Regions from separate parts of the Homo sapiens genome. Here regions 1 and 2 are each linked to region 3. A link is a contact called in ENCODE Hi-C or POLR2A ChIA-PET data. All regions are on one chromosome and are shown on one strand. Each heading gives the region's core, a stretch centred on a gene start or an enhancer-like site at or near the end of the contact. The rest is flanking DNA. Distances are from core to core; before and after follow the strand shown. Region 1 holds the start of AKAP13 (A-kinase anchoring protein 13). Region 2 has its middle 52 kb from the start of MIR7706. Region 3 holds the start of AEN (apoptosis enhancing nuclease).

The links. A loop is a pair of places that touch in the nucleus more often than their neighbours do. ChIA-PET counts read pairs that join two places held with the same protein, here RNA polymerase II (POLR2A). Pooled maps may share reads with other maps.
Region 1: a loop to region 3 is called in a map of naive thymus-derived CD4-positive, alpha-beta T cell, with 13 times the contacts of the local background. The contact joins the promoter of AKAP13 here to the promoter of AEN in region 3. A Hi-C loop is called at or near these places in 1 of 168 maps with a recorded cell type or tissue (naive thymus-derived CD4-positive, alpha-beta T cell) and 6 of 50 pooled maps. POLR2A ChIA-PET finds 5 or more read pairs at or near these places in 1 of 52 experiments (activated CD4-positive, alpha-beta T cell).
Region 2: a pooled map shows a loop between it and region 3 (4-fold over the local background). The contact joins the enhancer-like site here to the promoter of AEN in region 3. A Hi-C loop is called at or near these places in 5 of 37 single-sample maps with no recorded cell type and 5 of 50 pooled maps.

The regions. Positions count from the first base shown.
Region 1 is chr15:85,379,043-85,383,658 of GRCh38, reverse strand. It overlaps AKAP13 (A-kinase anchoring protein 13), which reads right to left and starts at 3,056. Exons shown (of 37, transcript NM_007200.5): 1 at 2,861-3,056. MIR7706 (microRNA 7706) reads right to left here and starts at 3,063; the gene lies at 2,997-3,063. RefSeq lists silencers at 2,352-2,519, 2,176-2,745, 3,126-3,205.
Region 2 is chr15:85,326,757-85,331,300 of GRCh38, reverse strand. No RefSeq gene overlaps it. Among named protein-coding and RNA genes, the nearest start is that of MIR7706, 52 kb to the left of the region's middle. RefSeq lists enhancers at 2-81, 764-933, 1,135-1,464, 1,525-1,714. Within about 2 kb of position 1,325, at least 27 of the 41 ENCODE cell types and tissues checked have a DNase peak (open chromatin) inside an H3K27ac peak, as active enhancers do.
Region 3 is chr15:88,619,124-88,623,406 of GRCh38, reverse strand. It overlaps AEN (apoptosis enhancing nuclease), which reads right to left and starts at 2,067. Exons shown (of 4, transcript NM_022767.4): 1 at 2,025-2,067. RefSeq lists enhancers at 1-536, 2,023-2,182, 1,512-2,185, 2,186-2,859 and a silencer at 1,813-2,002.

The DNA.
Region 1 (4,616 bases), core at 1,807-4,306, 3.2 Mb after region 3:
AAGATAAACTCGCTATTGTTTCCATTATCCTTCAGTTCATCTGGCACCTTTGAAGAAATAGACTTCGATAAGACTCACAAGTCTCAAGGCCCCTTCTTTATGAAAGAAATAGCTAAACCTCTACACTCAGAAGCATCAGACTTTTAAGAATGCTTAAGTCATGTAAAAATGTACCAAAATTATTATCATTACAGCTACTAGGTAATAGCTGCCTACTCCATGTTAGATACTGTAGTTAAGTACCTCACATAGTTTCACTGATTCCTAAGAACACTGTTACTAACGCTTATGGAGTAGGAAACTGAAGCTCTGAGAGGCTATGCAACTAGTCAATGGAAGTGTGGAGATCTGAACGCTACCTAGTTCCAAAGGGTGTACTTTTTTCTAAAATTTCTAATTTTTTTCCAATTTCACAATGGAGGGAGAGTTGTGACTAGATTTGTCCAACAATTTTAATAATTTCACTGGCTGGGTGGAGTGGCTCACGTCTGTAATTCCAACACTGTGGGAGGCTGAGGTGGGAGGATGGCTTGGGTCCAGGAGTTAGAGACAACTGGGCAACAGTGAAGATTCCGACTCTAAAAAAAAACAATAATAATTTCACAAAAAGGGGGGGGCTGATTTCTAAATTGGAACCTCTTGTTGAAATCCTTAGAGCGCTAGTTAAACCCACTTCTTTTCAAAAAATAATTGACAGATTAAAAAAAGGTTAGAAATCCTTTTAAAGTAAATGTCATCACAGATCTGCAAGTGAACTGTCATTCTGGACAGGTCCCCAGTTAGTGGCTCTCTCCTGTGTACGCTAGCTACCACTAGGCAGTAAAAATAATTTACCCAATTCAAACACGTACCGTGCCTGCACTATGTTAAGACTACCGGCAAAGAGGGTAAAAAGCTAAATAAGGTCTATCACAGCCCTCAAGGAGTTAAAGGACTAGAGGAGGAGTCCATTTATAGTATAGTATGTGTGCAGTTACCATTTAGTCAAGGCAAAAGAAGTGTGAGAAATCCTAAAACAATAGTACCTACAGTATAACATGCCATCACCGCCCAGAGAAGGAAAGCAACTAGTGCACTCGTCACGTCATGTTGTAAGTAGTACTTGCTTACATTATGTCCCTCCCTGACAATCCCTTCCAACCTCTGTCAACCTCCTTCCCCACAATCACACACACAAAACCACACAACCAGGAAGGGAAGCCATGGAGCGAGTACTGTGAATCCTAAAAGCGGCTCTGTAATTTAAAAGTGCAATGGCTGTACCTGAAGAAAATTTGTCTTTAGCTTCATCAGGTGAAGAAAATTGGTTTTATAACACAAGGCCCACCAAACCAGAAAAGCCCAGGAACGCTTCTCCACAGGACTCACTTAGCACGAGAAATCACTCTGAGCAAACTGACACACACAGTATTTCTCAAATTTTTCTTTTTCATTTAGCAGATGGTAAAGGAATACAACTGAAGTTAACAATAAATGACACTCTGGCCATTTTGCTCCACTATGAATGACAGACATTTAAGCTAGTTCCATCTGGGGAACTGAAACAGAATCATGTTCATATAATAAGCCACACAAACCAAATTAAGTGTAATATGTGCACCCAAACTTGACAAAACTTGTACTTAATGCAGCCTGCAAATCCCCAAGAGTCCACGACAGAATACAAGAATAGTAACAATGATTTATCTCAACTGATCTTAGCTTCTTCACAAACTTGCCAATAATGACCTTTCAAGAACTGCACCGTTTGTCCTCATCTGCGCAATCCAACAGTTCAGAAAAACTGAAGAAAATGCTTCTTCTAAAAATAAAACACTTGTTGTGGGGGGGACTACTAACAAAAAAAAAGGCACACTGGTTTTTACTGTACTGAAGCAATAAACTCTCCAAATAACTTCATTAAGGAGTGTCATTAGCAAAGAATGAACACCAAAATACCGCTCAATCCAATTTTCATTGTGAATTCCGGGATCTAGAAAATTAAATGGGACGGTATCACTCTGCTATAAGAACTATTTCCAAAACAAAACAAACCTATCTACCCCCTTTCTTGATTTTTTTTTAAAAAGTTTTAGGGTTTTTCCTTTTTTCAACTTCACATACTTCGTGGCTTTGCAAAAAAAAAAAAAAAAAAAAAGCAGTAAACCGTATTTACCAAAAAAAAAAAAAAAAGTTTTGTTTGGTATCAAAGTATAGCTGCAAGCTGAGCCGGCTGGCTGCACGGGTCCCAGAGCGCGTGGGGACCGCACGGGTCTCCTGGGCCGCTCGCCTGCGACCCGCGCGGGTCAGCTGGGCCGCACCCCCGAGAAGCCGCGGAGAGGCACCGACAGGCAGGCGCGGCCCGACGTGTTTACCGTCCGCGTCGACCCCGGGGAGCCGCTCCCTCGCGCCCGCAGCACTTGTTCACGGCGCGGACTCCACGGCGGGGACTCCACACCGCGGCCGCCCGCCCCAGGGGAGGAGTGAGCCCGCCCCGGCGGCGCCGACCCGGGGACCCGGGGCAAGGATTCGGGGCCTCGCTGGGGGCGGAGCGCCTGAGGTAGCATCGGCGGCCGGGCGCGCCCCCCACCCGGAAAGCGGCGACGGCCTCTAAGTTGGGCTGCGGAGTGGGAGGCGCGCCGAGCCCCAAGCAGACAATGCGGGAGAAGGGCGATGCGCAGGGAGGAGGGGTCCGCAGACCTGAGGTCCCGGCGCCGCCCGGCGACCCGTCTGTCCAGCCCGCCCCCGAAACCCCCGCAGCCCCCGCCCCTCCTCCGGGGCCCGCCCCACCGAGCAACCGCAGGGGACTGGCCGCGCTCCGCGCCCCGACCCACAAATCACAAAACTTCCCCCAACTCCGCCAACTAAGTTGCGCTCTCACCGTGCGGCTCCCGGGGCTCCCCCGCGGGCCGAGCTGGGACAACTCTTCACCTTCGCCGCGGAGAAAGACAATAGGCGGCCGCTCCCCCGGAGGCGGCTAAAGCGGCGGCGACCGAGGCGAGCAATGGGCACGGCAGTCTCGGCAGAGCACAGGCGCTTCACCGCGGCTGCTCGGGCTCCGCGCTGGCCCTGCACACAGCTCCAGTCCGCGCATGCGCCGAAAGACGCTCGGGAGGGTGGGCGGGGCACGCGGGAAGGCGGTAACGCCTGCGAGTCCTCCCGTGAGTACACGCGGAGCAAGAACTGCGAGCTGGGATTGCACGGCAGAACTGCCCATCTCGCTGCATGAGACCAATAGTAAGGCTCCTGGACGGGGCACTCAGGTTGCTAAGGGAGGCTGAGGTTGACCGCCGCTGCTGCTCGGCGGCAAAGTGATCAAAGTAGGGTGGCTGGCAGAGGCTGCTCTGGGAAATGCCCACCCACGGTCTCCTCTCCGCCCTGTCTCCAGAAACCGCCCTTCCTCTGTGTACTGGTGGTTACCTGAGCTGCAGCACTTAACCACACATCGTGAAATGATTTACTCCTCTATTTCCCCCACTTCAACTCAGGAAGTGGGGTTTAGTCTTCTGTGTCCACAGCCTAGGACCGTCTAAGGTATTAGGTATTAAATATAGGTATTAAACAAGTGTTGGATGGATGCACGGCGCTATGGCGGAATCACAATTGTGACAGTGCATTCCGTGAACTTCTGGCTACTCGATCACCACAAAGTCATTCCGTGTTCGAGCTGCAAAGGACCTCAAAAATCATCTGGTTGCTTTGGGAAACAAAATGTGGTCCGTGTACCAATGGTGCCGGTAACCACCGGCCCACAGAGGAAGGGCGGTTTCTGGAGACAGGGCGGAGAATATATTAGTTGGTACACGAAGAAACTTCTTTTTTCAAATAGTTAAGTGTTTTTAGTGCGCATTAGGAGGGAAATGCCTATCACGTCAAACCACTGTTTCATTAATGTTATTTCTTAGGTCAAATAAAAAGTGGCAAAAAACGAAAGCACTTCAAGAAAAGTGTTAAGTAAAAAACTGAGACAATTTATATGCAGTTGAAGAACGTGTAAAACTAGTTGATAGTGATTGAAGTAAGAACAGCGGTTAGGTAGGAGGAGAAGATTATTGGCTGGGAAGGAGGAGGAGGGAACCCTCTGGGGTGCTGGTTCTGTATTTTGACCTGGGTGATAGATAACAAAAGTATATACATGAATAAAAAATACATCCAGTGCACTTTAGTGCACTTTGCACATTTTAAACATGTATTTTTAATGTCAGTTTTCAAAAATCTGGTACAGGATATTACCCCCCCGCCCCCAAAAGAAAAGCAAAGATGCAAATGACTGCCATTTGGGAAACACTGATCCAGGCGGCTCACTAGCAGTGACCAAACACCTGAGAAAGGGTATTGTGAATACCTGATGTGTGTGCCAGGAACTTCCATTGTTGAATAGCTCCAAATCTCAGAAATGCTCCTAATGTTGAGCTCTGGTGCTCACATATATTTTCTCTTTTTTTCTTTTTTCTTTTTTTTTTTTTTTTTTTTTTTGAGGCAGAGTTTCACTCTTGTTGCCCAGGCTGGAGTGCAATGGTGCAATCTCAGCTCACTGTAACCTCCACCTCCAGGGTTCAAGCGATTCTCCTGCCTCAGCCTCCCAAGTAGCTGGGATTACAGGTACCCACCACCACACCCGGCTAATTTTTTTATTT
Region 2 (4,544 bases), core at 76-2,575, 3.3 Mb after region 3:
TAGCGGCTGCTTCCGGACATGGTCATGGGAGTCAGACCTGTGGGACTTGTGGGACTTGTTCACCTTAAACTGGGCCACAGCTCCGGAGCCTGAGGAGGCAGCAGGACTTGCTGACATGGTTCTTTGAAAACCTTCACCAGGCAGAGTTGTGGTCTGTTCCGCAGGCCAGTGCATGAGTCAGACTGAACCTGTACCCCACGCAGCTCAGGTCCAGGGTTCAGGACCAGGCTGATTTCTGCAGTGAGCTCAGCTTCCTAACCCACAAGGGCGTGCAGAACTCCCCCTTGCTCCTTCCTGTAGCTGCGCCCTCGGCCCTACCCTCCTCCCCAGCAGATCTGTTCCCCACCTCGATTGTCATGGGCTGTCTGCAGCGATGGCAGGGGTTTGCAGCTGTTAGTGGCTGCTTTCCTTGAAGTTCTTCTTTGCACAGATCCTGAGACTTGATATTTGTTGAATGAACAACATCAATCCAATTTGAGTAGGTTGAAAGCAGACCTGAAGTTGAACCGGACCCATTCGCCTTAACTTATTTTCTAGGTTATTTAAAAACGTATATCAACTCCTCTTACAAATTTTGGTATTGTGGAATGCTATGTTGGAAATACTAATCAAATAGATCTCTCTTCTTTCATGGAACACCAGTATAAATTCTCTGTTCCCTAATGAAAACAAACAAACCCCCCAAACAAAAGCACCAAACACTTGAGCTCTCATAGGGTACATGAAACTATTTCAGGGGTTAGGCACGGCATTTCCTCTAACTCAAGGTGAATCCCTTTAGGGCACTCAAAGGGCTGCAGCACAGCATTTACTTTTTTCCACATATTCCTTCAAATTTCTGTTTTCTGTATTACCAGCTACCATCCACAGAGAGTCATAAATCCCCTGGAGGAGTCGTATGTGATCCCACGTGATTAACTTTGCATCTGTTTTGCAGCTGTTCACTCTGCAGTTTTATTTTGCCTTTTGGAAACCTCAGAGCAGTGCTTCTCAAATGTTAACGTGCATACGATGAATCACGTGGGCATCTTGTTAAAATGCAGAGTTTTGAGTCGAGGGTCTGGGGAGGGCTGAGATTGTGCACTTCTAAGGAGATGCCAGGTGGTGCTAATTCTGCTGCACTGGACACCACACTTAGAGTGGCGAGGTCACTAAATAATAGGAGCAAAAGGATCGTGAGAACACCGACATCAGTGAGAAGGAGGCTGGCTGCAGAGACCATGGTAGGAGGAGTTTTCCTTGGTGATTCTGCTCTTCTCTCCGCGCCCTTTCACTTTCCCTTTCCTTGTAAATATCCTTTACTGTGGTCTTTCTTTGATTAAAGAGAAACTGTGTGAGCAGAGCCAAAGGCCACGTTCATCTATGGGTAGCATCTATGCTTCTTCAGGTCGTCTGGGCTGGAAGAAAACAAAAAAGTTCTGCAGCCAGAGATAACTGAAACCAGTGAGACTTCTGCAGCTCGTGTGTGCGCACCCAGAAACAGACCCAAAGCCAGCAGTTTCAGTTCCCTCAACTTAATTTTACTAATGTGATAGAGAGGCAGCAAACATCTGCAAGGAACCAGAAATCCTTCCTTTACGTGTGCTGTAATCTAAAACAGTTTCTCAACCGTGGTGCCGCTGACATCTTGGGCTGCCTAACAGTTTGCTGACCAGGAGGCCGAGTGTCCTGTGCACTGCAGGCTGTTTGGCAGCATCCCTGGACTCTACCCACAAGATGCCAGCAGCACTCCCAAGCTATGACAACCCAAAATACCTCCAGACATTGCCAGATGTCAACTTGAGGGGCAAAATTGCCCCCTGGTTGAGAATTACTGGTGTAGGATAGATAAGGTAGAATCTGTCAGTTCTACAGAATGTCTACCTTCCCCATAGGGAAAGAAAGTTTTTTCTTCATACTTGTGGTAATTTCCAAACGTTTCTGTAATAAACATGTTTTACTTTTATAGTTAGAAACAACTATTTGGAAAAAGAAAATAAAATGTTTTAAGAAGAGTTTCATCATTCTCATGCTAGAAAAAAATATATATATATATACGTATTTTGAGACAGAGTCTCCCTCTACCAGGCTGGAGTCCAGTGGCGCGATCTCGGCTCACTGCAAACTCTGCCTCCTGGGTTCAAGCAATTCTCCTCCCTCAGCCTCCTGAGTAGCTGGGATTATAGACACCTGCCACCGTGCCCACCTAATTTTTGTATTTTTAGTAGAGACGGGGTTTCACCATGTTGTCCAGGCTGGTCTGGAACTCCTGACCTCAGGTGATCCATCCGCCTCAGCCTCCCAAAGGGTTAGGATTACGGGCATGAGCCACCACACCTGGCCCTTAGTGAACTGTTTCTCAGTGAGACACCACCAAGTGAAATTTCCAGATAAGTGAAGCTAAGTCATGTGGGTTTATATTCTGTGCTTCTTCTAATTCTTTCCGGCTTCTAGAGAAAAAGATCTGAGATTGTTCATATGCAGCAGGAAAGAACATCGTCTACCATGGGTTTGGGTGTAGGGTGGAGGTGCCATTATGCTTGCTGTGGATTTGTCTTTTTAAAAACTGAATTGCTATCTTTCCTTGCACCCCAACATTTGGTTTGCTCTTAATAAGGCGGTAACTGTGGTCTAATGGAAAGCACGTTGGCCTCGGGGTCTGAAGATCTGAGCTGGAATCTCAGCTATGCCACTTACTATGACCTTGAATGAGTGGGTCATTGACTCTCCCCTCCTGAGCTTGGACTATGAGCTATTCATTCCCAGCTCATAAGGTGTGTGTGAGGATTAGAGGAGATGACAGATGAAAACATCTACTTAGTATCCAGCTTATGGGGAGTGCTCAATCATTTATGTGCATTTATACAACCCTTATTTATTTATCCATCCAATAAGTAGGTGACATAAATCTGGGGGCAGGGAATATGATACTGTACTGAATACTTAGAAAATTTCCAAAGATGAAAATAGGGCCCTAAAGGGGTTTGTTCAGGAGAAAGGAAGCATCCTTTCCTTTAGGTCAAACATCCTCTCAAAGCGAAGGTATATTTAGAAGCCTTCAAACTGGCTTCCTGCACTAAGGGAAGAAATATTTGCATTTGTAGAGATGACTTATTAGGGAAGCTCTAATAAGTTCTCACAGTGTGGCTCCTTGATCAGCATCAGCATCACATGAGAACTTGTCAGGAATGAAATGACAAAGGCCAGCTCCTAAAACTCAATCGATTTGTAGGTAAAATACTCAGGCCCTCGCTCATAGGCTTGGTTCTTATCAGATGCTTTTAATCCATAGCAGAGAAAAAACAGCAAATAGGAAGTGAAGTGGAGCTATTAGAAGGTGGACCAATAAAGGCAGAGATAAGATGGCAATCGATGGAGAAAATTCAAATACTAAGTCCAGACTTAAGCTCTTTAAATGTAGGTAAACAGCAACATACTTCCTCAATAGCCTATGGTCATTACTTAATATTCTAAAGGGAGATATCTGTAGTGCTGGCCTAGAATCATCAAGAAAAACTTAAACCATGTTTTTGTGTTCTGTTTAAAATGGTAGGATGGTATGGATTTCAGAAAGACTTTTTTTTTTTTTTTTTTTTTTAGATAGAGATTCACTTTTCTTGCCCAGGCTGGAGTGCAATGGCGCATTCTTGGCTCACTGCAACCTCCGCCTCCCAGGTTTAAGAGATTCTCTTGTCTCAGCCTCCCGAGTAGCTGGGATTACAGGCATGTGCCACCACACCCAGCTAATTTTTGTATTTTTAGTAGAGATGGGGTTTCACCATGTGGGTCAGGCTGGTCCCAAACTCCTGACCTCAGGTGATCTGCCCGTCTCGGCCTCCCAAAGTGCTGGGATTACAGGCGTGAGCCACTGCACCCGGCCAGAAGACTTTTTTAAAATAAAAAATATACTTCAAATAACATTTGAGTACTTTAAGGAGTTAGCTTTACTTATTTGGGAATTTCACTTTGTGGCATGCTTCCTTCCCCCAAGAAACTGATCAATGAGGCATCACTGTAACTTGTTGAGGTCAAGTGCTATTTCCCATACTTTTACCCACTCCTGTTTGACCACACTGTAAGAACTCAATAAATATGTGTTGGTTGATTAAGCTTCCCTCTGGGCATTGGGAAAAAAAGGGGGTAAACTCAATTGTTTTATAGTTATCATGCTGTTGCCACAATGCCTGATTATTGCTTTTATCTTCAAAGCCCAATGTTCCCTGCTGATTTCTGTATTGTTTGCTTCTTTTCTTCTTTGCAGAAAATGAAATCTATGCATGGAGTGCAATCTTGCTGAGAACAATTTGTTTCCTTTCTATATTGTCTCTCCATGCCCTGCTCGCTCCCTTCAGGTACTAATCATAATTATAGTGCTTGAAGATTCAGTGAATTTCATCATTCCTTGTTACCAGCTATGAAAATCATTGATCGTTTCAAGGATTGGCTATTTGTTGAGAAGACTTATTAGGGAAGCCCTAATGAATTCTGAGAGCATGGTCCCTGGACAAGCAGCATTAGAATCACTTGGAAGCTTGTCAGAAATGCAAATTTTCAGGCCCCACTCA
Region 3 (4,283 bases), core at 818-3,317:
GGATGGGAGGTGAGGTGAAATGCCAGGTTTGATGATGCCAGCATTTGCATAAAGAATCCCCACACTCTAGGGCAGGGCACCGCATCCTGACTTGACTCATCCAGACCTGACCCATCCTGACTCATCCACCCTGCTTGCTCATCCCATCCTTTCCAGGAGAAAAGGTCTCTCTTTTAAAAAGGTCTTAACTGTAACCAACTTCCTCATATTGACAGTCACATCTTAGAACTGACAAATTCAGAACCTTAATCTGCCTCAGCCCAGCAATGGGAGAAAAAAGCCTAAGAAGCCCAATGCCCACCCTGCTAATAACTAATTTGGGAAAGGGGGCTGGCGGATAGTCCCCTCCTTTCTCTGTGAGGGGCTGAGGCTAGGAGTAGGGTGGGTGGCTTTCCTGATCCTACTGGCAAGGTTTTAAAGAAGCCAGAAATTAAGTTATCTGAGAAAAGGTCTCTGTAGCCTCCTATTTCAAGAGAGGAAAGTAGTCCTTTTCCAAACACCCTGACCTTGCTTAAGAGAAGAGAGAAAGAGACCTCCCCCTCATATTGTTCTGTATTATTTTATACTCAGTACCTGTTTTAAGAAGAAACAAGGAAGCAAAACCAAAGGCAGGCAGCCCGGCGCCACGCACCAGACCCAAAACCAGACCCAAAACCAGGCCTGGGCCTGCCTGACCTTAGCCTGATAGTTAAAATTAAACCCATGACCTAGCAACCGATGTTATCCATAGATTTCAGACATTGTATAGAAGGACACTGTGAAATCTCTTGTTCTGTTCTGTTCTGTTTCACTCTGACTACCGGTGCATGCAGTCCCTGTCACATACCCCCTAGATTGCTCAATCAATCATGGCCCTTTCTTGTAAAATCTTTAGTGTTGTGAGTCCTTAAAAGGGACAGAAACTGTGCACTCAACAAGCTCGGATTTTGAGATGCTAGTCTGCCGATGCTTCCAGCTGATTAAAAGCCAATTCCTTCACTACCTCTGTGGGGTTTTGTCCGCGGCTCCTCCTGCTACATGCTGACACGTCAAAACCAACAGTCATCAAGGACACACCTCTTTGGGGACCCAAATGTAGCTCAGTGAAGCTGGAGAGAAGTTCCGCTCAGATAAAACAACCCTTTCAACAAGGACAAACACAAGCCTTTCTCTAGCCTGGACCCAGCGCTCTGGGGGTCAGACACCCGGCCTTCAGGCAGGGAGGGGGTCTGGCCTAAAGAAAGGGTCCCAGCTGCAGAGTCAATGGAGCAAAGGCCCCAAAGGAACCAAGAAGTCAGAATCCTCGGTGGCATGAGAGCCACCAACCTGCTGGCTGATCAAGAGGGCAGAGGGCAGTTCTAGACCCTCCTCTGGCACTAAGTAGCTAGATGATCTGGGGCAAGTCACGTCTCTTCACCATCAACCGAGGGCTGTGAATTAGATAAGGGCTTCCCAAATGTAGTTAATTACCATATGACATCTGATGAAAGGCTGATTTTCAGGCCCACTCCCACACCGTCCTAATTGCTATTTTGGGGAAAGGGGCCTGAGAATCTAGATTTTTAAAAAGAGCGCGGACGACCCCTACCCTCAAGCCACAATTCTGATAATCGCCCAAACCTGAAAAAACCTGGCTCGATAAGGTCCCCTGTGCTGCTAAAAAGTCCACGGAACAACGACAACAACTAAAGTCTGCTATCCTGGCACGACCTCCCCGCCGGCTGGCGTTCTCCCAGGCGTGACGCGTGGGAGGCCTGATCTCACCGGGAAGGACTCGGGCGTTGGTCACTTGCTGGCCGCGGCAGCTGGGCCGAGTCCCAACGACCAGCGCCGCCCCCTCTGGCCCTGGACCCCCGAGCAGAGCGAGGGCTGGAGACAGGCGGCGCCCGGCCTGCTTTTCTGCGGGCCGGTAGGGCAGGGTCAGCCCAGTTCAGGCGTCCCCGCCGCAGGCCGGGGCGGAAACAACGCGCGGGGACCTGCGACCCGGGACACGCGGCCTCAGCCCGCCCGACCCCGCCGCCCCGGTGCAGGGTCCTGGATCTCACCTGAAGCCCCGCGTGTCTCTTCCGGTCTGCACGTGGCGTCCGGAAAGCCGGCAGCTCCCACATGCCCGGGCAAGCCCGGCTCCGACTGCCCGCCTATTGGCTCGCTGGACGGCAGCGCCCGCCCAAGACCTCTTCTGATTGGTCGAGCCTGCCTGGCAGCGGGGAGGCGGGCGAGAGCAGAAGGGGAGGGACTCCTGAAGAGGGCGTAACTCGTGCTGCGAGCCGGCCATACTGGCGGGAAATTTTAAAGAGAAGGGAAGGGAGACTGACCTCCTGTCGTCCCTGCCCGGTCCCATCAGTGTTCCCCGGCTCCAATCCACTCCTCTACCTGGGTCGGGATGTGGGCTCCTGTAAGCCTGGTACCACCAAAGGCCGAATGACTTACTGAGTACACCCACATCTGCAGATTGGGAACATCGGCCCTTACCTCCTCGGGTGTTCTGGGATTCAAGGAAATAATATACACAGTAGGCACTAAAGAGAGACTTTGAAAGTCAGGTTTCCTCCGTCAGCGCTGCTTTTTCATTTATTCTTTTGCAACACTTGACTCCTAAGTATTAAGTTCCTACGTGGGCTTGGCAGTGGGATGCACACAATAAACACATAAGCATCCTGAGTTGTTTATCTAACAGCAGGGAAACAGCAAGGTTAACAGAAAATTCAGTGCAACATGAGGCCGGGGCGCGGTGGCTCACGACTGTAATCCCAGCACTTTGGGAGGCCGAGGCAGGTGATCACCTGAAGTCAGGAGTTTGAGACCAGCCTGACCAACATGAAACCCCATCTCTCCAAAAATACAAAAATTAGCCGGGCGTTGACGGGAGCCTGTAATCCCAGCTACTCGGGAGGCTGAGGCAGGAGAATCGCTTGAGCCCAGAAGGCGGAGGTTGCAGTGAGCCGAGATCGCGCCATTGCACTCCATCCAGCCTGGGCACCAAGAGCAAAACTCCGTCTCAAAAAAAAAGAAAGAAAGAAAGAAAGAAAATTCAGTGTAACATGAGTAATAACAAGAACAATAATAAACAGTTCACACGTATTATGTGAGCACGAATGATGTGCCAGGCAAAATACTCAGTTAATTTGTACAATGACCTTACTATTATTTCAGTTTTACAGTTAAGGAAATTGACACTTAAATTAAGGAGAAACACCTAGAATCCAAAGATCCTTACCTAAGCAGTCTGACTTCTCTTAGTTCACATTTTGCAAGCAGAAGTGATTTGGAAACGTACCTGTGATGAGAAATAAGCTAGGAGCTCTTTCTGATGGGAGTACAAATTTGAGGGAAGCAGGACAAGGGATGAGGTCACAAGAGAGATCAATCCTTTTACCCAGGCCCCTGAAGGCTTTGGGGAGGCAGAGGGATTTAAGCCATAGATAGTTTACCAGTGAATCTGCATTTGAAAAAACTTGTTCTGGCTGCAGCATAGAGAGGAATGGATGAGGACTGGAGAAAGGAGTGGGGGAGTGTTTGTGGAAATTTGGAAGATCATGATGTCCAGAGTGGTGTGGAGGATAAAGAGCTCCCCACCTAAGTAGCATTTGAAATGACAGATTCAAATGCTACTTAGGAGGCAGCGTTGATCAGAGAGCAGAGGGGAAGGGGTTATAGGACAGCGGTCTTCAGGCATGGGGACTGTGGGAGGTAAATCTGGGGCAAGGAGAGTTTTTTTTGTTTTGTTTGTTTTTGTTTTTGAGATGGAGTCTCACTCTGTCACCCAGGCTGGAATGCAGTGGCACAATCTCGGCTCACTGCAACATGTGCCTCCCGGGTTCAAGTAATTTTCCTGCCTCAGCCTCAGGAACAGCTGGGATTACAGGCACGTGCCACCATGCCCAGCTAATTTTTGTATTTTTAGTAGAGATGGGGTTTCACCATGTTGGTCAGGCTGGTCTCGAACTCCCGACCTCGTGATCCACCCACCTTGGCCTCTCAAAGTGCTGGGATTACAGGCGTGAGCCACCACACCCAACCAAGGAGAGTTTTAAGAGAGTCAATATCCAGATCCTCTGCTTCCATGGTGCTGGGCCTCAGAATATGCCTGGGGTCTTTGGGGTTCAGCTTCCCTCTCCTCATGTGTAACCAGCTGTCTCCCACTTTTCAAAGGCAATTCACACTGCACCTGTTCTAAATCTTGCTCTGCTGCATTACCTTGGGAAATAAAAGTCTCCAGGAGAAACAATAGGGCAATTCTAAATAATGTATTAATTATTGTTGAGGACGGGGCAAGAAATCCTTCTACAAGTCAGGTGGTTTCT